2 separate regions of the Homo sapiens genome follow, and region 1 is linked to region 2. A link is a loop called in an ENCODE intact Hi-C map of the cell type or tissue named here. Cell type or tissue: PC-9. All regions are shown on one strand. Links, peaks and the distances in the headings refer to the core of each region. The heading gives the core; the rest is flanking DNA. Region 1 overlaps SYNE1 (spectrin repeat containing nuclear envelope protein 1). Region 2 has its middle 36 kb from the start of FBXO5.

What was found. Hi-C counts contacts between places; a loop is a spot of excess contacts. Peaks named below come from ENCODE experiments on the same cell type or tissue, not always from the same donor. Only the 100,000 strongest peaks of a DNase experiment are listed, where the experiment ranks them.
Region 1: it touches region 2 in a loop (5-fold over the local background); 3 of 110 quality-filtered maps call a loop at or near these places.

The regions. Positions count from the first base shown.
Region 1 is chr6:152,266,815-152,279,716 of GRCh38, forward strand. It overlaps SYNE1 (spectrin repeat containing nuclear envelope protein 1), which reads right to left. Exons shown (of 146, transcript NM_182961.4): 98 at 11,275-11,466; 99 at 2,341-2,472; 100 at 1,242-1,351. Among named protein-coding and RNA genes, the nearest start is that of SYNE1-AS1, 110 kb to the right of the region's middle. In PC-9, for the core only: no CTCF peak of the experiment used is centred there; DNase peaks (open chromatin) are centred at 3,667, 5,417, 6,427 and 7,017; H3K27ac peaks cover 1,462 bases.
Region 2 is chr6:152,940,475-152,953,376 of GRCh38, forward strand. No RefSeq gene overlaps it. Among named protein-coding and RNA genes, the nearest start is that of FBXO5, 36 kb to the right of the region's middle. In PC-9, for the core only: CTCF peaks have their summits at 7,882 (motif pointing left) and 8,083; a DNase peak (open chromatin) is centred at 3,227; H3K27ac peaks cover 1,158 bases.

The sequences.
Region 1 (12,902 bases), core at 1,980-9,979, 670 kb before region 2:
ATATGTATATATGTGTGTGTATATGTAACAGACTGTACGTAGTCAGCATTGACGTCATATGTCAGCACTGATTAAACTGCAAAAAAAAAGTTTAATTCCTATGTCGTCCATCTCTAAAATGTTTTTTTTATTATTGACGGTCTATTCTAGTTCTTATCTACACACATACTCTACTTTCAACTTTATATCACATTTTTACTTAGCATCATACATTTATTTTTTGATACGGTTACATCACTTTTGGTTAAGATTATATATGTATAAAATTTTCTTCAACTTTTTTATAGTAGTGAGCATTTATGTCTTTTTAATTATTTGGTATTACAAATAATATTTCCAAAACCACCTTCATAATACATATTTCCTCCTTTATGTTACTTCCCCTAAAAAATGACTATTCAGAAATGGGAAATGGAGTCAAAGTTATTTGCCAAAGGATACTACCAAATTACAACTTTTAGTAATACATAAACACAGAGGTTGCATGAAAACTTTTTTTTTTATGTTTTAGATTTCAAAGAAAGTTTTCCTGTATATCCTCTCAGTTGACATTCATAATTATCACAAAACTTCTGTGATGACCTTAGTGGATTATTATTCTAAATTCTACAGAGGAGGCTCACAGTCGAGTGACTTTTCCAAAGTGACCTTCGTGGAACTAGAATAAAACTCAGACCTGCCTCAAAATATAGTGGTGCTTCCACACTGCTGCAATTCCTCTATGACCTTTTAAATAAAAGTCTTCAACTTGAAAATTCTCCAACTTCCTTAATTTTTCTTGACTCTTCTGTGTAGAAGACTTTGAAAGTCTTCACTCCAGACCAAGATTTCAAAATATTTAACGGGCCCCTGCATTTATTTTTTAGAATGTTGTTAGGGCAAGATAAGCTCTTACAGAGAGAATGCTCTCCAGTGAGATACAATCATTCAGTTAGAAACATCATGCATCTCATTTATAATGCATTTCTTATTCGATTAAAAAGATGAACTCATGAGCATCTTTGGACAGATAGGCTGCGCAGGCTGGAAGGAGGGCAAACAAGTAAGCTTACTACAGGCGCTATGCTCAGGCAATGCAACAGAATGTTCAAAATGCAGGTACATTTACTACCCTAAAGTAAAAATAAGATGACTAAATTTTGCAGAAGATGTTTAAAATAAAATTTTGAGTGAGATGTTTACTTTTCTTCAAATGTCAGGGAAACACAATGAAGAGAAAATGGAAGCATTTTGAAACATACCCAGCATCACCAGAGGTCTCTGCCGCCGAATGTTGAATTAGAATCTCCTCTCCACGACTGGCTACTGAGCGAAGGAGACTCTTCTGCTCGGCTAATTCCTGTTCTAACTCCTGCTCAAGGGAAAGGACAAACGCAAACACATTTGCTACTTTATGATTATTGCCTACAATCATAGTTCTAGCTATAAAATTCTCAGAGAACTTCGGTAGTGAGCTTTTAAGTTTGCATATTGCATAAAGCATGAGGTTTATGTAAATATTCAAATGTGTCTCCAAAGTACTCTGTAGTGTTCTTTTGCTTTGATACAGGATACCTCTGAAAAATCTGGGGGTTAAAAAAAAAAAAAAAACCACCAATGGGAAAAGAAAATTTTGCCGGGCAATAGTGCCCTCAAGTGGTACAAAATGTACTCTCATTTTTCAAAATCAATATTGTCATGCTAAAAGGATAGATCCTTGGGAAAAGTGGCTTTTTAAGTTCTCCACTTAATTGATAAATTAGGTTATCAATAGATTTGGCTTTAATTCTTCATTATTTATAATAAATCCTCTTGTTATTTGAGAAAATAAAATATTTGAATATGCTTTTTACATACAGTTAAGGTACCAATGAGAAATCATTCTTATTCATCAAAGTTCATTTGTTTCACTAGGCAACAATTAGCAATCCTATTTTGTAACGACATCTACTTGAAAGTAAAAATACAAACTGCATTCATTAAAAAAAATAACAAACATGCAACTTACACTTTCACCAAACCTCAAAAGGCTTTCCTGAGATTTATATTAAAATTAAATAGATTCAGAGGGCAAATCTGAAAACAGAATAGGTATCTCTGGTAAAGAAGATGAGAGCCATGTTACACTATTTGTAAACCTAAACACAAGCTTTTCTTAAAGACTGGATTTTCAAATGACCAATCATCCCAGTGGTCATGAGTCAATACACTGAAACACCAACATCTTGCTTCATTCAAAGAGAAGATAAAGAGACACTCTGTCTTTAGTACAGAAGCAACTTGTCTGTCCTTCTGAAATATGCCTCTCAGGTTCTTCTCTGGGCAGATCTGCAAGCTAGAGAGAGGTAGGAAACACTTTACTTTTTGTTGCTGGAGACTGCTCTGCCGCTGCTGGGTCCATGTGGTGCGAGCTTGGGCCAGCCATTCCTGGACGCCGGGGCTCTGCGTGGCTGTTAGGTCAACATCGCTCTCCTCCTTCTCCTGTGCTGTTCCCTGCTTTTAACGAGGCAGAAATCAAGTCATGCTACACACCGGAAAACCTTAACCAAAGGGGAGAGAAGGCTACTTTGGTGTGATCTATGTAATGATACCAAAGTGGCTCCACTGGGATGTGAAACCACATTTTTTAAAAAAAACAGTAACACAAAACCCATCTAAGTTATGGCATTTGCAGGAGCAAGAACAACATACAGATAATCACACATAGAACTGTTTGAGGGGAAAACCCATATATTTAGAGGTTAGTCTTTTAGCTGACCAATGTGGTCATCAGATATTCCAGATTTTTTTTCCACAAAAACATAACTCAAGATCCTTTGATGAGTTTGTTTTTTAAGTCACACAAAGGTAAACTGTTTCTCAAATGATCATTACCCACAATAATTGTGTCTCTCCCGTGAAAGCATTACCCTGCCTTATGTCACTTTCTCTAATCCAGGTCCAGACAATGAAAGATTTTTAGAATAATCTTCCTAAAAATTTTTCTAAAAGATTATTAATCAAAGACATTTTAATGTCTTTGAGAAGCAAAAAGTTCACTGTTCTGTAAGGCATCATACTCTCTGGAATTCAGTAAGAACTTAAATTTGATTCTCAGTTCATATGGGAGAAAATGTACTGCAGCATAGAGGCAAGGAGTCTAAACAAGGGTTTCCCAGGCCGGCTGGACATCCTCTGTTCCACCTTTCACAGACCAGGTCTTGACCTCTATGTCACAGAGCCTCACCTCCACCACAGTAACTCAAGTCCCAAGACACTGAACTAGGCAGGAAGCCTCATCCCTGATACTGGTCTGTGTAAACCTTCTGTGTCTACCCTACTAGGGCGATAGATTTAAATTATTCCTAGAATTCTCTATCTTTGAGAGTCTGCTGTTTATATAATAATATTTATAGACTGACCTACATAATTAATAGACTGTACTCAAAGATGAAAACTCTTTAAGAGTCTTTCTTTCAGAACCATCAATTAGCACATTAAAAAAAGTCATTTACTGTGGGCACGTGTGGTTACCATTTTACAAATTCAAAGCTTAATTGAGCCTTGAGAGGTCAGTGGTGTGATTATTAAAGGTGAGATCTCTGAAAAAGTACCCTTCACTCCCTCCATCACCATCACCAGAAACTGGCCCATTGCTAAGCTGGCTTGGAGAAAGTCTGACTAAAGGAGAAAGACCAAAGTAATGACTCAGCACCTAGGCAAGAGTTGATCCTTCCTGCCTGATTATTCTAATGGAATTTGAAAGGCCCTAAAATGTTGCACATCAAATGGGATTAGTTCTGAATGAGAGCTTTTCTACTCACATAGATTCATCTGTCAAAGGATAAATTATAATTTCAATATAACTCATTCACTACTTAATAAGCACTCACTAGACACTGTTCTAGAAGCTGGGAGTGTTTTGGAAGCCAGATGAGGGCCCTGGTGGGGAGTTAGACTATAAACAAACAGATAACTGAGCTGAAGATAAGGCCTACAGAGACTGATAATGGGATAGAAAGTTTTAGGGAGGCCTAAGGAAGCATCTTTAGAAGAGACAATTGCACTCTGCATGACGAGAGACCACCAGCCTTGCAAAGATCTAGAGTGAGGGCATTCAGACCCAGGGAACAGTTGGCACAAAGACCCTAAGGTGAAAGAAATTTGCCATTTCAGAGAGAACAGAGCAGTGAAGAGGACAGCAGGGCTGGCGTACCATGGGGCAGAGGAAGGATATTTTACAGGTTGCTTCCACGGAGGAGCCTCCTGCCATCTATTTCTGGAGCTGCTGCTCGCCTGCCCCTGGTTGTTCTTTGCAATGTCTGAGCACAACATGGGACCCAGCCATTCCAGCTCATCCAACCTAACTGCCCACAGAGACCCTTCTCTCGCTCTCCTATTTTCAGAGTTTTATACTCACCATTTTAGGGAAATAGATGGGATCTGTTTACCTTTCTGTTTCTTCTTTTTTTCATTAGAATCTCATGATTAAATTGTCTAATAGACTTTATCTTTATCTTTGCAAGGCGGTGTCGGTGCTTGAAGCTAAATGAACAGTAAAAACCTGTAGGTAATAGTATATAAAACTTTCTCCCAGATTCTGAGCCCACCCGAGCTCAGAGGTACTTCCTTTCCTTTCAGATGATCCAGCCAGAGATTGCAGTTTAGGTAGAACAACGGGGGTGCAATGGTCTAATATATGCTAGTTGCATTTTGCAAGACCTTCAGAATGGGTGACTAGTGACACTAAATTCTCCACCTTCTGCGGAATTTCTCAAAGATAAGCAGTGATTTTCCTAGAGATGGGAAGTTTGGGTGGATGGGCATTCTCCCAGAACTGGAACCCATGATTTTCTGCATGAAAACAGATTCTCTCTCATCTAAGACTCCACCACCTTCTAAGAATAAGCTCTAAAAGATCCTGGTTCTTCCAAGCAAAGTTGAAACAGCAGTTCAAAAGGAACCCATAGAAAATGGCCTCAAGAAATCAGTGGACGAGACTGAAAGTTGTCCCCATCAGAGCTGCTCCAGCTGCCAAAGTAGTGGCCCTGGCCATGACCTGCTGACTTGCTTTTGTGGGATCCAGGCCACTTCCTCTCTGCTTTTCTCTTCAGCAAAAATTTGTTTTTCAGAGCCCGGCCTGAAGACTCCCTTGGAAAATTCTCCGAGCCCTGAGCCCAACACGCTCTTCTACACCAGTTACTATGGTCTGATTGAGAGAGGTTGGCTCAAGTTCCTTACACCAAATTTGGATTTGGAACACTGACAATCGAAATGTTAGGTCTTAACAACTTCCTCACTTTTATATGCACAGATATATATTCAGATTCTATGCGGTTAGACTCAGTTTTTCAGTGAGTGAATTTTTCTCTGAATGATTTAGTCATTGTGAAACATAAGACTTGGACCACAGGAAGCAAACCATGATTAAGAATCCAGTTCAAATTTCATTCTCTTTCCCCTGGGGATAAGAAGGTGCAGCCAGAAGGAATGTAATTATGGTAATTACTTTCTCTGAGGTGTGATAACAGTTTTCTGCCATGCCTAGGGAATGCAGAGGTTAGGCGGTTTCTGTCACCAGTCCCCACTGGGTGGGGCTACATAAACTTTATTTTGGAAATACTAGAACAGTAACCACTTTTGCCAGGAACATTCCTTGGAAGATGAATGAGGACTGGGCAGTGCTAAACATTACATAAAACATTTCTTTATAAAGCTTTTTATTATTTTATGGGGCAATCTCTCTGTTCTTTTAATGAATGATAATGTGTGAAAAAGACCCAGCTTCATGAAGATACCACGTAATTCAGGAGATCTTACTACATGCCCTTAAGATCTTCACATAGAGAAGCAGTCTATTTGATAGGAAACAAAAAAGCATAGTCATTCACTGATACCCATGCAAGTCAAATTAGTTAAAAGGAATGGAGGTAAGAGGTATTACCATCTCCCAGCTTCAGTAGCACTAAGTAATGGTGTGCTTACAGACTTAGGAAGGTATTCCAACCCTCCTGAATCATCCAAGCCCCAATTAAAGAGCATTAACATTGCTGAGGGCTGCATTTAATGGATGATTTGTTTTCTGCAATTAACTTTAGTTAATTTCAGATTAACTCCAAATTATTTTTAGTTTTCTACATAAAGGGACATGATCCTTTTCATGGCAATAATAATGTAAACAGGGCTCCTTTTCTTCCCACAGATGGAAAAACAATCTTCCAGGAAGCTCTAATTATTTTAAAAGATCTAGTAATATTTTATATGCTGGGAACTTCATTAGATGAAAGATGATGGAATTTATAGATAGTTTAAAAATAAACAGTAACCAATTTCCATGTAGTAAAACACTACCACATTTTTCTGTATTTACACTTCACCCAATGTGGGCAGGGTCAGGACTTGACTCAGTTTAAAGAATTCCCGTGGACCTGGGCAGGATCTGCTGGGTGTGGACACCACAGTGGTGTGTACATGCTCAGTCCAGCCCGCTAAGTCTCAAGCCTGGCCTTTCAGCATAGCAGAAGCTTCTTCGTCTCAAAGAATGTGATTTGGAAACAGTTGGTTATTGTTATTAATTATTTTAACTGCTGCAATTTGAGCATTTATTGTATTACTTGCATTTAAATCCTCACTGTTTTTTTTCTTTTTGATTATTTTTTCCACATGTTCTAAAGAATTTTTTTAAGTTAAATATTATTATCCATATTTTACAGATGAGAAAACTGATCCGTAAGAAAGTTGTGGAAAATTTAAGGCTCTTGCCCCAGGTCACCTCGTTAATAATGAATGGGAAAAAGATAAACAGATTTCAATCCTGGCTTGTGGATATGCTTTCTTTGGCACACAAATTATTTTAAAATTTTAGATTTAAATGTCAACGTTTAAAAGTTGGGAGGCTTTAGAAATAAATCCACATTCCCTATCTCTTGAAAAACTAGAAGATCCAGCAATGCCACTTGTAAATTCTTGTGTGATAATAGCTAGAGCTTAGTAACAGCTGCTTCTTAGACAGGAGACCAGCTTGCCAAGGGCCAGGCTGGGCCTGCTCCCCTCATTGGTTTTGCCCTTCCCAGGCCACGAGACCTTGGAATTTGTGGTTCCTGCCTTGTTTAATCCCTCTTGTGCTTGTGAGTGAGGATCAGGCCGCCCCTTCCCTTACTACCTGCCTCTAGCGGTAGGGTGGGGCAAGGGAGTAATAAGAGCTTTATAAATGATTGCTATCCTACCTAGGAAACTTTCAAGGCTTTCCCTTTATTTTAGCTTCTTTAGAAATTAAGTTCATTCAGAGATCACCACTGAAAATAGAAGAAAGCATTATATATTAGACCTATAATAGCTGTTTACAAAACTAGGTGAATTGCTGTCTACTTTTACAGCTAGAAAATCATTCTACTTCTGTTCAGTTTTAGTATGTGTAACCTTTTCTTTTGACTTTAATTACAAAGTCACATTGCATGTGCATTTTCAAGTGTGTAAATCCAAGTGAAAAGTTATATTTTTTATTTGCATCTATTTACCCAACACAGAGTTCAAACGTCTTTTCATATGTTCATTGTCCATTTATATTTCTTTTCCTGTGAATTATCTCTTCATATCTTTTGTCCATATTCTATTATTTGATCTTTCCTTATTGTTTTACAAAAGATTTGTGAATTGCATAGTTTCTTCCCTGTTTGTCTATGTCTTTTGTTTTATTTTGTGTTACTCATTCCTCCCTGTCTATGTCTTTCAATTTGGTTACTTTTTTGGGGGTGGGGAAGGGGGGTCATACAGAACTTTTTTATTTTTGTGTAGTAGTTTCATTTTTATTTGTTTATTTATTTATTTACTTATTCATTTTTGAGATGGAGTTTCACTCCTGTTGCCCAGGCTGGAGTGCAATGGCGTGATCTCGGCTCACTGCAACCTCTGCCTCCTCGGTTCAAGTGATTCTCCTGCCTCAGCCTCCTGAGTAGCTGGGATTACAGGTTCCCACCACCACACCTGGCTAATTTTGTATTTTTAGTATAGACGGAGTTTCACTATGTTGGCTAGGCTGGTCTCGAACTCCTGACCTCAGGTGATCCACCTGCCTCAGCCTCCCAAAGTGCTGGGATTACAGGTGGGAGCCATGGCCCATTTGTTTATTTTTTTAGTTGGCGTCTCACACTGTCACCCAGGCTGCAGTGCAGTGGCACAATCATAGCTCGCTGCAGCCTCAACCACCTGGGCTTAAGGGATTCTCCCACCTCCTCCCAGCTTCTCCCATCCCAGCTTCCTTAGTAGCTGGGACCACAGGCGTGTGCCACCACGCCCGGCTAATGTTTTTATTATTTGTAGAGATGGGGTTTTGCTATGATACCCAGGCTGGTCTTGAACTTCTGGGCTCAAGCAATTCTCCCTTCTTAGCCTCCCAAACTGCTAAGATTACAGGCATAAGCCACCAAGCCCTGCCAATGTATTAGTTTAAAAGAAGCTATAAAATTATGGGTTTGGGGTATACTGGCAAAGGTTTTCCCTATCCTAAGATTAAAAAAAAAAAATCATACATTGAGTACCTTGCAGACTTAAGTTTTATATTGAAATCTTTGATCCACCTGTGATACATTTTTCTGTAAAATATGGGGTAGAAAATACAGTTTATCACGTTTCAAGTGATTATTTACAGAGTGAGTCATATTTTGTCCACTGATTTGTAATGCCACCTAAAATATTTATCAAATTCCTTTACATACCAAATCTCTTTCTGGAATAGTTATTGTTTAATTTTCTGTTCACATATTTATTGCGCCAACACCAAACTATTTTAATTATTGTAATATTGTATTTTAATATGTGATTAGACTGGCCGGGCATGGTAGCTCACGCCTATAATCTCAGCACTTTGGGAGGCTGAGGTGGGTGGATTGCCTGTGCTCAGGAGTTGAAGACCAGCCTGGGCAACATTGAGAGACCTCCATCTCTACAAAAAATTAAAAAAATTAGCTAGGCAGGTGGTGCGCGCCTATAGTCCCAGCTACTCAGGAGGCTGAGGTGGGAGCATTACTTGAGACTGGGAGGCAGAGGTTGCAATGAGCTGAGATTGCGTCCCTGCACTCCAGCCTGGGTGACAGAGCAAGACCCTGTCTCAAAAAAAAAAAAACAAAAAAAAATCCACACACATATATGATAAGACTAATAATCCCTCAAAACTCTTCATTTTCAAAATTTTATATGGGATATTACATTATTCCTCTAACTTGTTTTTTGTCTATGTAAAAACTATAAATTCTCGACTTCTTTTTTTTTTTTTTTTTTTTTTGAGACAGGATTTCACTCTGTTGCCCAAGCTAGAGCACAGTGGCACAATCTCGGCTCACTGCAACCTCTGCCTCCCAGGTTCAAGCAGTTCTCATGCCTCAGCCTCCCAAGCAGCTGGGATTACAGGCATGCCCCACCACACCCGGCTAATTTTTGTATTTTTAGTAGAGATGGGGTTTCACCATGTTGGCCAGGCTGGTCTCAAACTCCCGACCTCAGGTGATCCACCTGCCTTGGCCTCCCAAATTGCTGGGGATACAGGCGTGAGCCACTGTGCTCGGCTGACTTCATTTTTTAATTTTTATTTTTTGTTGGATTCTTTTATGCTTTTCAATGACCTAACTTCATATTTTTAATAAGCCAGTCATCTTCCTAAATTTCTCCATTGCTTCTAAATAGTTTTTAGTTGATTAAGTTTGGTTTTCCATATCATATAATCATATCATCAGCAAAAAGCCGAAAAAAAAAATACATAGGTTAGTCCTAACAATCATCCTCACACTGAGAAAACAGAAGCAATCACAGTGAACTTCCATGAAGTTTCCGTTAACAATATTTATGTCCTACTTCCTACCAGTATTTGTATTCCAACATAGATGCTTTCCCTCCCTCCTCATTTTACTTGGAGAACAGATTGGCCTGGTCTCAACCATTATTGCAGGAGAAAGGTGTAAATGGTAAAGGAAGGCACAGTTTGGATTAGGCCACAAGAAGGAGCAGATGATACCATCAGATGCTTATAGGGTTGGGGCAGCTAATGGGCTTCTAAACTATTTGGTCCCTGGCTTACTTAGCAAGAAGGGTAGGGAAGACCAAACTCTGCACTCTTTTTTTTTTTTTTTTTTTTTTTTGAGACGGCGTCTCCCTCTGTCTCCCAGGCTGGAGTGCAGTGGTGCGATCTCAGCTCACTGTAACCTCTGCTTCCCAGGTTCAGGTTCAGGAGATTCTCCTGCCTCAGCTTCCCAAGTAGCTGGGACTACAGGCGCCCACCACTATGCCCGGCTAATTTTTGGTATTTTTATTAGAAACGGGGTTTCACCGTGTTAGCCAGGATGGTCTCCATCTCCTGACTTCATGATCTGCCAGCCTTGGCTTCCCAAAGTGCTGGGATTACAGGTGTGAGCCACCGCACCTGGCCTGTGTACTTTTTATCCTATCCGTTTCCTCCCCAACAAGAAGATTGTTCTTGCAATCACACTCCTTTTTCTTTTTCTTTTTTTTTTTTTTTTTTTTTTTTTTGTTATGAGACAGAGTCTTGCTCTGTCGCCCAGACTGGAGTGCAGTGATATAATCTCGGCTCACTGAAATCTCCACCTCCCAGGTTCAAGCAATTCTCCTGCCTCAGCCTCCCGAGTAACTGAGATTACAGGTGTCCACCACAAGGCCCAGCTAATTTTTTTTTTTTTTTGTATTTTTAGCAGAGATGGGGTTTCACCATGTTAGCCAGTCTGGTCTCGAACTCCTGACCTCAAGTGATCTGCTTGTCTCGGCCTCCCAAAGTGCTGGGATTACAGGCGTGAGCCACGGCGCCCTGCCCACATTCCTTTTTCACCAACTTTTCCTCTATTGAGTTATTTCCATCAACGTGTAAACTTATTATTTTTCTGATCTTAAAATGAAATACTCAAATTGTGATGAATGTAAAAGAAAAAAAGAGATAAAATTTTCTTTGACCCACTTCTCCTTATAGCTTATCTCATTCCTCTATATACCACTTTACAGCAACACTCCTGGAGTAGCCTTTACTTTCCCTCTCCAGTTCCTCTCCTCTCATTGTTACTTTCATGTCAGAGTGCTTTTTGCCTCCACCACTCCGCTGAACAGCTGTTGTTAGTAGTCCTAACAAAATCTATTTGCAAATGTTTGCCAAAGTCCAAGAGTGTAAACTTAAAGCTGCATGCTAAAATGTCAGCGTAAAGCAGGTACACACACAAGTACGCGTCACCGCCAACCTGTTCCTTTACCTGGCAAACCTTAGAAGGAGCACGTGAACAGTGTGCCAACTTTCAGCTGTGGGCCAGCGGCTGGAACCCTCACCTGCATGTTGAGCTGCTTATCATGCAGGGCTCTCTGCAGCTCCAGCAGGCTCCCCTTGAGCCTTCTCAGCTTTCCAGCCAGCTGCTCGGCCTCGTCCTTGGTGTGAGCTTTGCCCTCCAGCAGCAGGTTCTCATTGTGGACTGACAGTTCTGATAAAGCCACCACCTTCTGCTCTATTTCCACCAGCATATTCTGCAGCAACAGAAATAAGAATGAAACTCACACATCTCCCCAGCCTCTGCAAAGACTGTTTCCCACAGTGAAATACAGCCCTTTGGAGTCTTTTACGAAACGGACAGGCTTTCATGATTTTTTGTAGTTTTCCCACGGCCTTGACGAGTAAGTAGTCTGTAGGCTTTTTTTTTATATTTTTTAATTTATTTTTATTTTTTTAGACAGAATCTCACTCTGTCGCCCAGGCTGGAGTTTAGTGGAGCGATCTTGACTCACTGCAAGCTCCGCCTCCCAGGTTCACGCCATTCTCCTGCCTCAGCCTCCCGAGCAGCTGGGACTACAGGCGCCCACCACTATGCCCGGCTACTGTTTTGTTTTTTAGTAGAGACGGGGTTTCACCGTGTTAGCTAGGATGGTCTAGATCTCCTGACCTCATGATCCGCCCACCTCGGCCTCCCAAAGTGCTGGGATTACAGGAGTGAGAGCCACTGCACCTGGCCCTTTTTTGTTTTTGTTTTTTTTTGAGGGAGGGTCTTGTTCTGTTGCCCAGGCTGGAGTGCTTTGGCATGAACATGGCTCACTGCGGCCTCCATCTACTGGGTTCAAGGGATCCCCTTGCCTGAGCCTCCCATGTAGCTGGGATCACAGACATGTGACACCACACCTGGCTAAATTTTTTATTTTTTCAACAGAAACAAGGTCTCACTTTGTTGCCTGGGCTGGTCTCAAACTCCTGGGCTCAAACAATGCTCCCACCTCAGCCTTCCAAAAGTGTTGGGATTACAGGTGTGAGCCACTGTGTCTGGTGACTTTTAATTGTCTGTTATGGTATTAGAGGGGTCCATAAAAAATTTGCCTGAGCCTCTCAATTTTTCTTTTCTTTTCTTTTTTTTTTTTTTTTTTTGAGACAAGGTCTCCTCTAAAATGGAGACTAAATTAGAGAAAAAGAAAAATAGCCTTTCTTCTTCCTAGATAAGACTTAAAACAAAAAACAAAAAAGACTAAAAAAAAAAACAAAAAAAAGTTTTACTTTCCTTATAAATCATTGTTTTTATGTTAATTCTGCACCCTTTGAAATGTACTTTCTTCTTTATATTAAATAAAGTAATTTGTTAATGAGAAAAGATACTTCATTTCCCTATACAAAATCAAAATTAAGAATATAAAGTCAGGCTGGGTGTGGTGGCTCTCACCTGTAATCCCAGCACTTTGGGAGGCCGAGGCAGGCAGATCGCTTGAGCTCAGGAGTTTGAGACCAGCCTGGGCAACATAGTGAAACCCCGTCTCTCCAAAAAATACAAAAAAATAAGCCAGGCGTGGTGGCACGTGCCTGTACTCCCCGCACTTGCGGGGCTGAGGTGGGAGAATTGCTTGAACCCAGGAAGTCAAGGCTGCAGTGGGCTGAGGTTGCACCACTGCTCTCCAGCCTGGGTGACAAAGTGAGACCTTGTCTC
Region 2 (12,902 bases), core at 2,887-10,886:
CAGGAACTGGAGAGCAGGCATCCAGCCTGACGTCCCTCCACGCAGACTTCCTTTCACCAGCCATGCCCCCTCCTACCTCTGGGCCTTGAAACATATTCTGCCTGCCGGAAATGCTTTTTCTCACTCTCTCTCAAAGCTCTATAGAGGTATAATTTATACATAAAGAATCATATATATTTAACATGTACTACGTGATGAGTTTAGACATATCTGAACACCTGTAATATCATCATCACAATCACCACAATCAAGACAATATGATTTAAAGAGAAACCAGAGTACTCCATCAAGACAATAGACATATCCAACACCTCCTGAAGTTTCCTCATGTTCCCGTTTTTGTTTGCTAGTGGTAAGAACACCAGTATTCTCTAATGCTTATCAATAAAAGAATGTCTCTGAAGCCCTACATCTTTCAAAAACATTTTAAGAAGAAATTTTTGAACAGCAACATATAGTAGCATCTAACAATCAGAAATGCATACTTTAAAGATAAACATATACTCAAAATTCGGAAAGAGCAGAAGAACATATTTTGGCAGGTGAGTAGATGTTCCTGTCTGTCTTGCATAATGCCTCTGGATAACATTTGGTCAATCTACCCCTTTATTATTTTCCAACTATGTTTTTTATTATTATATAATGTTAATGAGCATATTAGAATAATAAATGAAATTACTTAATGTATTTTGGCATTACATTTTAACTGTAAGAGAAAAATAAGGCTATTAAGGGTGTTCTAGACCTTTAAAATCATTTTTTTCTCTTTCAATTCTGGTAACTAAGGACTGAATTACTCAAAGCTATATCTCAAAATAATATACACAGATCTCACTCATGCTCGTGCTATTCAATCTGCCTGAATAAATCTGTCACTTTTAATAATGTGCTCAGTATTTTAACGTTAACAATTATTTCCAGAGAGTAATGCTTTGCTGTATAAAAGCTATAAAACCAATAGTGTCACACAGCAAAAGATTATACTATACTATACGCACGGTTCAAATAAATTTAAAGAACAATTGGTAAAGCACTTAAGATAAACTTGGTATAAAATGAAAACTACAGAAAAAATGAGAAATAGGTGTTATTTCCCCTAAATTGACACACAGTGCTCATGTATAAATAAGCAAAAAGAATTACCAATATGAAAGTCAATCATATGATGGCAGCTCAAATTTAAAATATCATTTTATCCCTCTGATATGTCATTTCTCTTATAATCGTGTTTAAAAGGTATCATAAAAAATGAAGTTTTGAAATATGTTGAAGAATGTGATTTTTAAAAAGCAATAAAAATAATAATTCTGTCCACACCCTGTATTTGGTGAAAGGTAGATTATCCTAAAATATAACTGCCATCTGGGAATAGATACATTATCATTTTCTTCCTGTGACTCACTTATACATCATCTGTAGCCTCCATTTTTTTTCCTTCATCTGAGATGGTTGTTATAGCTCCAGGAGTGGAGAGCTAAAAAGCTAATAGTGTCCATAAAGGTCAGTCTTAGTCATAAAGGAGTAGAGATCTGTGGGTTGATTTCAGAGGCCTCAAGGAAGGTTCCTGTTCCCAAAATATCTTCTTAAGGATCCCAAAGTTTATTCCACAAGATGTATTATTTTACCTCAGTTAGGAATAAGACTGAAATTATGAGTCCTCCAAAGGCATGGCATTTTGACTTAAATTTATAGCAATGTTTAGTATCAAAGCTATTCTAAATAGAAAGAGTAGGTGGAAAGGCAGAGAGAGGAAGCAAAGTGTAAAGATGCTGGGTCCCCATGGTGGAAGGAGTTGACAGGAGGTTGCCGCACGTTCAAGCCCAAGGGCACACAGTCTTGCCAGTCAGATAAACCTGGGCTTAAGTTACTTCACCTTTGAGAGTCCCCAGGTAAACATTTGTAACATGAGAGGCAAAAAAAGCACCTGGCTGAAAGAGTTTAGGAGTTTTTTGTCAGGGGTGGAGGAGGGAGTTAGATGAGTAAAATGAGTTTATACCATGTAAAGTGCTTAGCTTAATGCCTAACACAGAGAAGGCACTCAATGATGTTAGTTGCCATAATTATCCCTGTTTCTGAAAGTAGAACAGAAAAATTCTCATGGCAGATAAATCAGGTGTACCTGGCTGCATGCCTGGAAAACTCATAAAGGAAACTTTATTAGACTAGAGGCTATTTAAAATTGCATCCTGCCATGAGATATTCTGGTCCTATGATGGTTTGTTCAACTAGTTATGCACTTAATGATACCAGTAGTTCAGAAAGCCATTCTTCAACTATGCTGGAGAGAAAGAGAACATCGTTTTGCTTTGACTCCTCATGCAAACCTGCACAAGGTTTTATTCTCAGGGGAAACTTAAGTCAATAAAAGTTATATGTTTGACACTTGGTATAGAATATTCCAAATTTGGATACAGTGATGCTTCCATCAGTAATTCCACAGGAATGAAGTTTTTTTATTAAATAAACCATAAATTGTGGTTAGGATATAGGGGAATAAACCCTCAAACAACATATGAACATAGAATATGCAATAATCATTTACTCTTAGAAATGCCCATGTGTAACTAATGTTACTCTACAAAAAATAAGAGCAAAATTAGAGAGGCATGGTGGCGTGTGCCTGTAGTCCCAGCTACTTGGGAGGTTGAGGTGGAAGGATTGCTTGAGCCTAGGACGTTGAGCTGCAGTGAGCCATGATCGTGCCACTGCACTCCAGGCTGGGCAACTATCTATCTAAGTTCCTATCTAAAAGAGTAAGATCCTATCGAAAAGAGAAAAGAAAAGTCAAAACGTTAAAAAAAGTTTATAAAGTAAAAAGCTTACAGTAAGTTAAGGTTAACTTATTATTAAAAAATAAAAAATCTTTTAAAATAAATGTAGTGTAGCCTTACTGTACAGACTTTATAAAGTCTACAGCAATTTAAAGTAATGTCCTAGGCCTTCACCTTTACTCACCACTCACTCACTGACTCACCCAGAGCAATTTCCAGTCCAGCAAGCCCTGTGCATTGTAAGTATCTTAAACAGGTATACCATTTTTTATCTTTTATATCATGTTTTTACTGTACCTTTTGTATGTTTAGACACACAAATAATTACCATTGTGTTACAATTGCCTACAGTATTCAGTGAAGTAACAAGATGTACAAGTTTGAAGCCTAGGAGCAATAGGCTGCACCATACAGCTAGGTGTGCAGTAGGCTATAGGTTTGTGTAAGTATACTCTATGATGTTTGCGCAATGATGAAATTGCCTAAGGACACATTACTCAGAAACTATCCCTGTTGTTATAGTAGCAATAATGCAAGAGGAAATAGATATATCCCTAACCATAGCAAGAAATTTTAGTATACCTCTATGAAAATTGATAGATAAAACAGTCAAAAAATAGTAAGAATTTGGAAAGCTTAAATAATACAATTAACAAGCACAAACAGCAGTCTATATTCAACAAGTAGAGAATACACATTTGTTGAAAGTAAACATGGAACACTTATAGAATTGGACTACACACTAGTCTCCAAAACAAATATCAAAAAATCAATATCATATATACCACCTTCTCACTGTATGTTCTATAGTAAAATAAAATTCAAAATCAAAATCCAAAAGACACACCTGAAATTCTATTTATTTAGAAATTTAAAAGCATTTATTTATAAGTAATGTTTGAGTCTAAAAAGTTAGTATTGGGACTAATAAAACATTTATAATGAAATGCCAGTGGAAAAAATACATATTAAAACTTTTGGCCTAGAGTTGATGTAATATTGGGAAAGAAATTCATAGCCCTAATTGCCTATGCTTAAAAAGAAAGATTGAAAATTGATCATTAAGTTATTTAACTCAAGAGAAAGAACTAGAACAGTGGCAGGAGTACAAAGACATAAAAAGAAGGAAATTGCAAGAACAAGAACAGAAACTCATAATGTAGAAATCAATAAAATAAGGAGATGCACAAAAAAGCCGAAAGCTGATATTTTTTAAAGACTAATAAAAATATTTTTAAGAGGCTGGATAAAGACAAAAGGAATTATCAAATAAAATATATTAGGACTGAAAAAGGTAAAGTAACTGTAGAGAAAAATTAAAAGAATTAAAAGAGCATACTATGACTCTATGACAATACATTGTAAAACAAATAAAAATAAAAATTCATAAACCTGGTTCAAACAAACTAAAGATATACATAACTTTTGTGTTTGTTTTTGCTTTTATTACTTTTTTCTTTTCTTTTTTTTCTTCTTTTTTTGGGATACATATATCTTTATATGTATATGTGTGTATAGATACATATGTGTGTGTGTATATATATCTGTGCGTAATTGAAATGATTTTTGAGCTCACATCTATTCACCAAAGAAGCTGACCCTTTGTACAGCATTACTCCCATGGCTATCACTGAATTGAAACCTCCTTAAGGATGGGACTATTTTGTCCTGAGATTTTCTTCCTCCAGAGTATCTAGCACATAATCTGATTTACTTTTAAAAAACACCACTCTTCTACTGGGTGATTTGATGAGACTAGAGCAACATTTTCAGTTAACGAGTTCTTGACATGGTCTTGCTGTTGGTAAAAATGTTCATATTACTCTATCAATTTGAGCATCATGCTTTGCTTATTAGTCTTCAGAGATCAAATTTCCATGGAATTTATTTAACTGACAAAAAAACAAGGTTATTTATTTCCTTATATCTGTTGTTCTCTTTTCTTACAGATATTAAATCATAAGACTTGGACCTTGACTATGAACTCCACAGTACACTAAAACTAGTTTCAAATGAAACAAAACAGGAGTATACTAAAATAAACAAGTGTATAAAAAATATTTTTCCCATTGATAATGATCTAAACTATTGATATCGAGGGAATTCTCCAATTTGACTACATTTCCAAAGATCACTACAGCACTGCCAATGCATAGAAGTGCAGTTTCTATGGACTCATCATTGAAAAACAAGAGGGAGAGAAAAAAGCAGTTAGCACAACTGTCTTCAAAAACAAATACAAAACTATTTTCAGCAGAATAGAGCACCTGCTTTATTGAAGTAAATACAAAATAGAAAGGTAAAGCACAGTATTTTCCAGGTGAACTCACTGCAGCCACTGATGATGTCAGTTTGTTTCCTTCCCTTTTCCTTTGGCAGAAGGGAAAGAATCCTCAAATGTTCAATGAGCCAACCAATGCTGCCAGTTTATTCAATAACATTTGAAGTAAGGACAAAACATTAAAAATATAAAATCTATGGCCTTGTGCAAATTCATAGCAATTTAATGGGAAAAACAACACTATCATTTTGGTTTTGAACCAAACCAAAAGTTATTTAAGAGATGATCTAACCAAAATATTCTATATATTACAGATGAGTCAGTTTCAAGTCACAGAGGCACAAGTGATGGCTAAAATGCAGTAACCAGGTCATATTTTAAAAAGAAAAAGTTCAGTTTTTCAGATGAAAAATCATGTGTAGATGAAGGAAAATTTGTAAATCATTGGAGGAAATCACTTTATTACTATTGTTATTGCTAGTTTATTAATAATTTTTAGTTGTACTGGACTATACAGATATGAGTGAACACCAAAAAAAACTCTACCAAGATATGCAGGTACTAATACTCTGGTATAATTTTTAAAAGTAGGCCAGGAGCTGTGGCTTATGCCTGTAATCCTAGCACTTTGGGAGGGTAAGGCAGGAGAATCACTTGAGTCCAGGAATTCAACACCAGCCTCGGCAACATAGGGAGACTTTGTCTCTACAAAAAAAAATAAAATTTGAAAAACAAATTTTAACTATTTACAAAGACAAATATCTATTTTTATTATAAAAAATTATATTTTGGTGACTATAAACTTGTGAAAAGACATGAAAAGGCATAACACATTTTATAAAAATGATTTGTATTTAATGATATTACATATAAACCACTAAAATGATAGCTATAGATGTCTACATATACAAAATATGCATATATGCATGCATGTATAATATATGTATACATGTATTATATATAGTATAGTATATTAAGCAGAAATGTTTTTCAATATATTTCCATGTAACTAAACCTTGTATATATCACTGCAGATTTCTTTGTCTTTTCATAGACAGAAATATTTTATAACTTGACATGAGACATCTGTCACAGAGAATGACAGTCTCATACATTTTAGCCTGGCTCCCCACCTCCGCCTTGGATTCAAGAAAAACATTTTGATGATTCACGCACAGTGTAAGGATAATATGACAATAAAATGACTTCAGGCTATGTAAGCCCATAAATAAAGGGAAATCAAACCTTTCATACAAGTAAATCCACGCAAGAAATCAATTTGTAAAATTGAAAAAACTTCTTCTAAATGGGCATGATGGGTATAAGTCTCTAAAAAGAATAAACACATCCATTTGCAGTTTCATTTTTTAACACATTCTCTCAGAGTTTCACTCAACCCCTCCCCAAAAAATATTTTGGAGTTTTATGGTGCCCAGCATAAATTTCCTTCTAATTTCTTGCTTTTGAAACATTCTCAATGTGATGTGATTTATTAGTTGATAGGAATCAATCATTTGTTTTCCACAGTTAACCATATCGGCTAGAGCAGAGTTTCCCCAACCTTAATATGCATATAAATTACCTGGGGACATTATTAAAATGCCAATTCTGATGCAATAGCCATGGGATGGGATTCCATTTCTGGTAAGTTTCCAGGTGACACCGAAGCTGCTGGTCAGCAGCCTGCTCATCATATACTGAAGGACTAGAAGATTTTGGCTATAGTTATTTGTTTTCTTTCCCTCTCATACACAGGCATTCAACAAACATGCTGAGCATGAACTGTGAATCAGCCATTGAGCTCTCAGAAAATGTGAATTTAAATGTAAGCAGCTTTATGAAGATTTTTTTTCCTTTATATTTTGCTTATTCCATTCGGTTATGGAAAATAGACTTCAAAATGCCTAAGGGAAAATATGATTTACGAATATTTGTTAGACTTGATTGAAAGTAACTAATGTTAAGTTATTTTTTTTTCAAACTACCATTGAAATCTTGGTGAAACAATCTTCTTAAAGCCTTACTAAAAAGAATACCTTACAGTCTCACTCCTAACAGAAAAACTCAGCCAGGCAGTTCACTTATGAGAGTCAACCAAAAGTTCATTTTCTTCAACCCTGTCAAAAGAAAGTTGGTCTGCAATTAGATAGATTTGGGTGAAAGTACAACATATTTCACTTACTTGTATGACCCTGGGCAACTTTTATCAACTTCCTGAGTCTCCATTTTTCTTACCTGTATACATGAGTTAATAAAGTTATCTTCCATTCATTTAAAACATATTTATTGAGCACCTACCATGTGTTAGGCACTGTTCTAGCACTTGGGATGAATCAGTGAGCAAATGAACATAGACTTCTTCCTCATATATCTCTTGGATAGAAATGATGTACATTAAGTAGCCCTTGCCACACGCCTAACACTCTCTCTATTTAGTAGCTTTCAACTCTTTGATGCTTTCCAAGTAACTCCCAGGTAAGTAAAACTGTCATTTTCTTAAAATTTGAGATCATTTATCCTTAGTGCTTTATTATATGCCAGACATATTCCAAGTACTTTGGATATGTGTCTAAACTCATGTAATCCTCGCAGCAGCCCAAAAGGAAGATTGGTATGCTCATTTTACAAGAAGAACACTTACTCAGAAAGGAAATTAAGGAATTCTCCAAGATCACAGAGCTAGCAAATAGCAGAGCTGGGATCCAAACTCAGTTTGGCCTCAGACACCCCACTCTTAACCACAACACCTTGGAGTAATGAAATTAGAACCACCGTAAACAAGTCCAGAAAGTTACACTTCGTGTACTGAATAGCTCTAAACTGTGGATTAGCTAGGCTTATTGTGCCCTCTGGTGGAAATCCAATGAAGTAAATGAAAAGGAATATTAAGTGCAATAGAAACAGAAAACGGCGAGTTTACTGACATCCTGAGCTTTTGAAAAGTTTTCAAGCTCATGAACATGGCAGGAAAATCTTCCAGGAACAAGACAAGAATACCAGCAAGAGTCTAAGGAATCAGCAGGCTGTAGATGCCTCGCACGCTGACTCCACACAGCAGAGCCTTCAGAGTGACAACTGTGCAAAGGAAACTGAAGATAAAATCTCAAGGGATAATATCAGTGTTAGCAATCTTAGTAGAAATAATTTTAAGTAAAAACATATTTATCAGCGTGCCAAAAAGCATTATCACGAATCTACTGTACACCACCTTCTCAGGAATGAATTGCTAACGGGAAATGTGACGTTCTCTTTGTACTGCTAGAATTGTCAAGATTCACGGGTTTCTGAGACGATGCCCTCCTAAGGCCTTAGGAACCACTTCCGCACTCCTTACCCACCCCTTAGTTCCAGGTAAAGCCTATGTGGAATAATATATTATTTCTTTGTTCATCAGAGTTTGCAGTCAAGCAATTAAAGTCAATGGGCATTAAATGCAAGTTGACTGGTCCAACTCAACGACTGCACAGCATTTTATATGAAGTTACTAGTGCTGTTCCTGTATACGGGCATCTGAGGAAGGGCGGGAACTGTTACTGTCCTCTTCCCTCTTCCCTTTGGTCTCGAAAGTGACAAGCTCCTTGTTGCCAAGAGATTCTCAGAATGACTCTGTCACTATCCCCTGTATTCCCTGTAGTAGTGAGAAACTGTTACCCTCAACTACCTTCTTTGGCTAGGGATTCTCCTTTCTTTATTGCGGTCTCTCAGGAAGATGGTGTTGACACTGGACATTGCTTGTGCATCCATCTTCTGAGACTGTGTGACTTTTATGTAAATGTTAGTTTATCTAGAAAGAAAGAATATGATCTTATATGCCTTGTCCTAGAAAATTAATTTTTCAGTAGAGAAATCCACTAGCATTATACCATACCCTTCTCCAATTCACCATCTACTTATTTATTTATTTTTTTAAATGTTCATTTATTTATTTATTTATTTTGAGACGGAGCCTTGCTCTGTCACCAGACTGGAGTGCAGTGGTGCGATCTCAGCTCACTGCAACCTCCGCCTCCCGGGTTGAAGCGATTCTCCTGCCTCAGCCTCCCAAGTAGCTGGGACTACAGGCACATTCCATCACGCCCAGCTAATTTTTTTGTAGAGACAGGGTTTCACCATGTTGTCCAGGATGATCGTGATCTCTGACCTCGTGATCCACGCGCCTCAGCCTCCCAAAGTGCTGGGATTACAGGCGTCAGCCACCGCGCCCGGCCCACCGCCTACTTATTTAAAATGCTTCTAATTTATGGGAGAATCATTTGAGCCCAGGAGTTTCAGGCTGCAGTGAGCTATGGTCATGCCACTACACTCCAGGCTAGGCAACAGAACAAGACCTTGTCTCAAAGAAAAAGAAAAAACAAAAAAGTTTAGTTAAAAAGATTAGCACTAGTCCTTAAAAATAAATAACTACTTAGGTGTGTTTAGAACTCGGGTCACTAATGCATGTCTTTCTCTGGGGTGTCACAATCTCTAATGTCGCCCCTGAGTTTTCCCTTCTGCTATCCTATTCTTAGGGCTTTAAAAAAGTTTTCTATGGAATTTTCCTAACTCTTAGAGCGAAATAGATATTGGTTTTCATAGTATGAGGAGAAAATAAATTATGACATTTACTTTTTTTCACAGTAGCAAAGGAATTTCTGAAGGCATCTGCCTTCCCACTCTGAATTCACACAGTAATTTGCTAGTGTACCCCTCAATTGCCCTTACCACTTCTCCAGAAACCACATAAGCTTCTTGACCATTTCACCCCTGAAACAATCCCAGGACATAATACAATAGGTTGCACATTTTAAAGAGGGGAAAGAAAAAAAAAAAAGGGCAATGATTTTCATGATTCAAGATTCCCTTCAGTAATTTATTTGTTCTGATCGTCTTGTTAGGAGTAATTTTCCTTCCGTTCCATTTTATATTTTGCTTATTTTGCATTTATTTCATTTTATCTTCTATTTTAATTAGTATATATTTTTGGTTTTTCTCCCTGCCTCCTAGACTTTCTCAGGTGGACTTCCTACCTGGCCATACAACCCAGAAACTTATTTACGTGATAATTTTCCTAATTTCCTCAAGGAAGGTACATAACTTGTACCATTCTAGATGCCTAGGAAAAATGTTAACTCATTACATATAATAGACGCACTAGGTTATGAAAGCTCAGTTCTCTCCTGGACACCTGGTTGAGAAAGACTCTGCATTAGACGTCACCCAGCATAGTTCATTATGCATAGAAGGCACTCAATAAGCGTTTTTGTAAACAAACAGATAAATGAATGGCTCTAAACTTTTAAGTGTGAGCTTTGAATTCATTTTAAGATCCATTCAGTCCACACTTTAACAGAATTATTTTCTAGTAGTAAGTTTACTTTCTCTGCTTATCTACTGAGGACAAAAAAGCTTTTCAATTCTCAGAAGTAAATAAAATATGAGATAGAAAATTTAGCATCAGATTATTCCAGTCTTATCAAAATTCTAGAATTATGTATTAAGGGACTTCATTATTTTGACTATCATACACGTACAGATACTTGTAAGCATTAACACTTTGGCCTTAATAAAAGATCTACAACAGCTACACTCATTTATTTTGTGTCAGAAATTGCATTAGTATTTTATCTGTATTTTCAAATTTAATCATTTTGTTAATAATATCAGATAGGCAATATTGCCTTCTCTTTATAAGTATGAAAACTGAAGCTCTTAGATGTTAAAAATTTGCCCAAGGTTAAATAGTATGTGGAAAGGTTAGAATTGCAAAGCAGAGATATCTAATGGTAAAATATCATTCTTTACATTTTGGGACACTATTATCCTACAGGTACTGTGTGTAAATAAAAGTTCGGATATATCTAATATATGACTATGTACCCTCTTCTACTCATGGATACAGTTATCTTTTGCATATTGTCAACATAAAAAGAATTGTATTGGCCAGGCGCGGTGGCTCACGCCTGTAATCCCAGCACTTTGGGAGGTGAGGTGGGCAGATCACGAGGTCGAGAGATCGAGACCATCCTGGCCAACATGGTGAAACTCCATCTCTACTAAAAATACAAAAAATTAGCTGGGCATGGTGGCGTGCGCCTGTAGTCTCAGCTACTCAGAAGGCTGAGGCAGAAGAAGTGCTTGAACCCAGGAGGTGGAGGTTGCAGTGAGCCAAGATCGCACCACTGCATGCCAGCTTGGGTGACAGAGCAAGACTGTTGCAAAAAAAAAAAAATTATATTAACAAAATGTAGTGGATATTTAACTATCAGTGCTTAAAAGAAAGGAGTGAATAGTTTCTTCCATTTGCACTTTCATTCTAATGACCAGGCACTTCTTTTTATTACTTTGTCTATTCTCTAATCCTCACATGAATATAAAGTCCAAGCCTTTGGAAACCAAATGATAAAGTGTAGCTGGACTTTTTGACCATTATCTTCATTCCTATCTGTCTCCAATAGGTAAATGGATTTGGGACCAAAATATAAGCCTTAGAAACCAAAACAAATGAGGCATTAGCAAAGTAAAACTTTGCAAACCTAGACTTACAGATTCTTGAGAGACTTCAAAGCTCAGGATGAAGGGAAAAGTTTACTTCTGAGGAAAGTGAGTAGAGAAGGCATTTGAAAAGGTCACAGCAGGTTCTAATGCAGAGGCAAAGCCAAGTTTAATGGCACTCCATTCACACTCAGAGAAGATGTCTACCTGAATCTATCTAGTCATCCTTTCATTCATTGATTCATTCCAGAAATATTTACTGACCACTTTCTAGGTGACCTTTGTTGATAACAGTAGTTTCCTGTCAGTTTAAGGGCAGAAGCCAAATGAGTCAGTCACTGCAAAACCACGAGGGGTAGGAGTTTGGAAGGATACTATTACAGTCAATTCAAATGAAATCTGTTCCTTCTTTTATTTAGGAAATGCCCTCCAATCTCCATATCTATAACTTGACTTGTCTTTTAAAATTATGAGAGATCTGGGTATTAGGTTACTATTAGGTTACTATACCATGACATATTTAGGTTTCGGTGCCAGGAAAGACTCCTCTGGTACTTATTTATTGTGTGGTCTTAGACCAACACAGTCCAATAGAAACATAAAGAAGTGGGTCATATATAATTCAAAATTTTCCTGTAGTCCCAGCACTTTGGGAGGCAGAGTTGGGCAGATCACCTGAGGTCAGGAGTTTGAAACCAGCCAGGTCAACATGGTGAAACCCCAGGAGAATTGCTTGAACCCAGGAGGTGGAGGCTGCAATGAGCCGAGATCACGCCATCGCACTCCAGCCTGGGCGGCAGAGTGAAACTCTGTCTCAAAAAGAAAATTCTAATTGCCACACACAAAAAAAGTAAAAATAAACAAGTACAATTAATGCTCATAGTATTTTTTTTACTCCACTATATCCAACATATCGTTATTTCAACATGTAGTCGATTTAAAATTACTGAGATTTTGCTTTTCTTCATTCCCTGTGTGCAGTATGTAGTGTTTATTTTACACTTACAGCACATCTCAGTTTGGCTTTGAAAGAGCCACATTTCAAGTGTGTGGTAGCCACATGTTGCTACCGCATTGCATAGTGCAGATCTAGACTTTAAATATAAGCAGTGGATAAAAATGTCGAAGAGAAACAAGATTTGTGTCTTTCGTACTCAAGACCAAAAAATAAATTGTTTATATCTTCCTATCCTAGCTTAACACTTCATGCAGACTTCATTTTATATTCTGACAACGTACATTGAATAGAATAGCAGTAATATTGTTTCATCCCTTTTTACAGTCAACTTCACATGAATAGACAAATTCAAAAGTATGATGTTATAACAGCACCATCTTGTGGCGTTGCATTTACATTGCTGAAGCAGAATTGGGGAAAA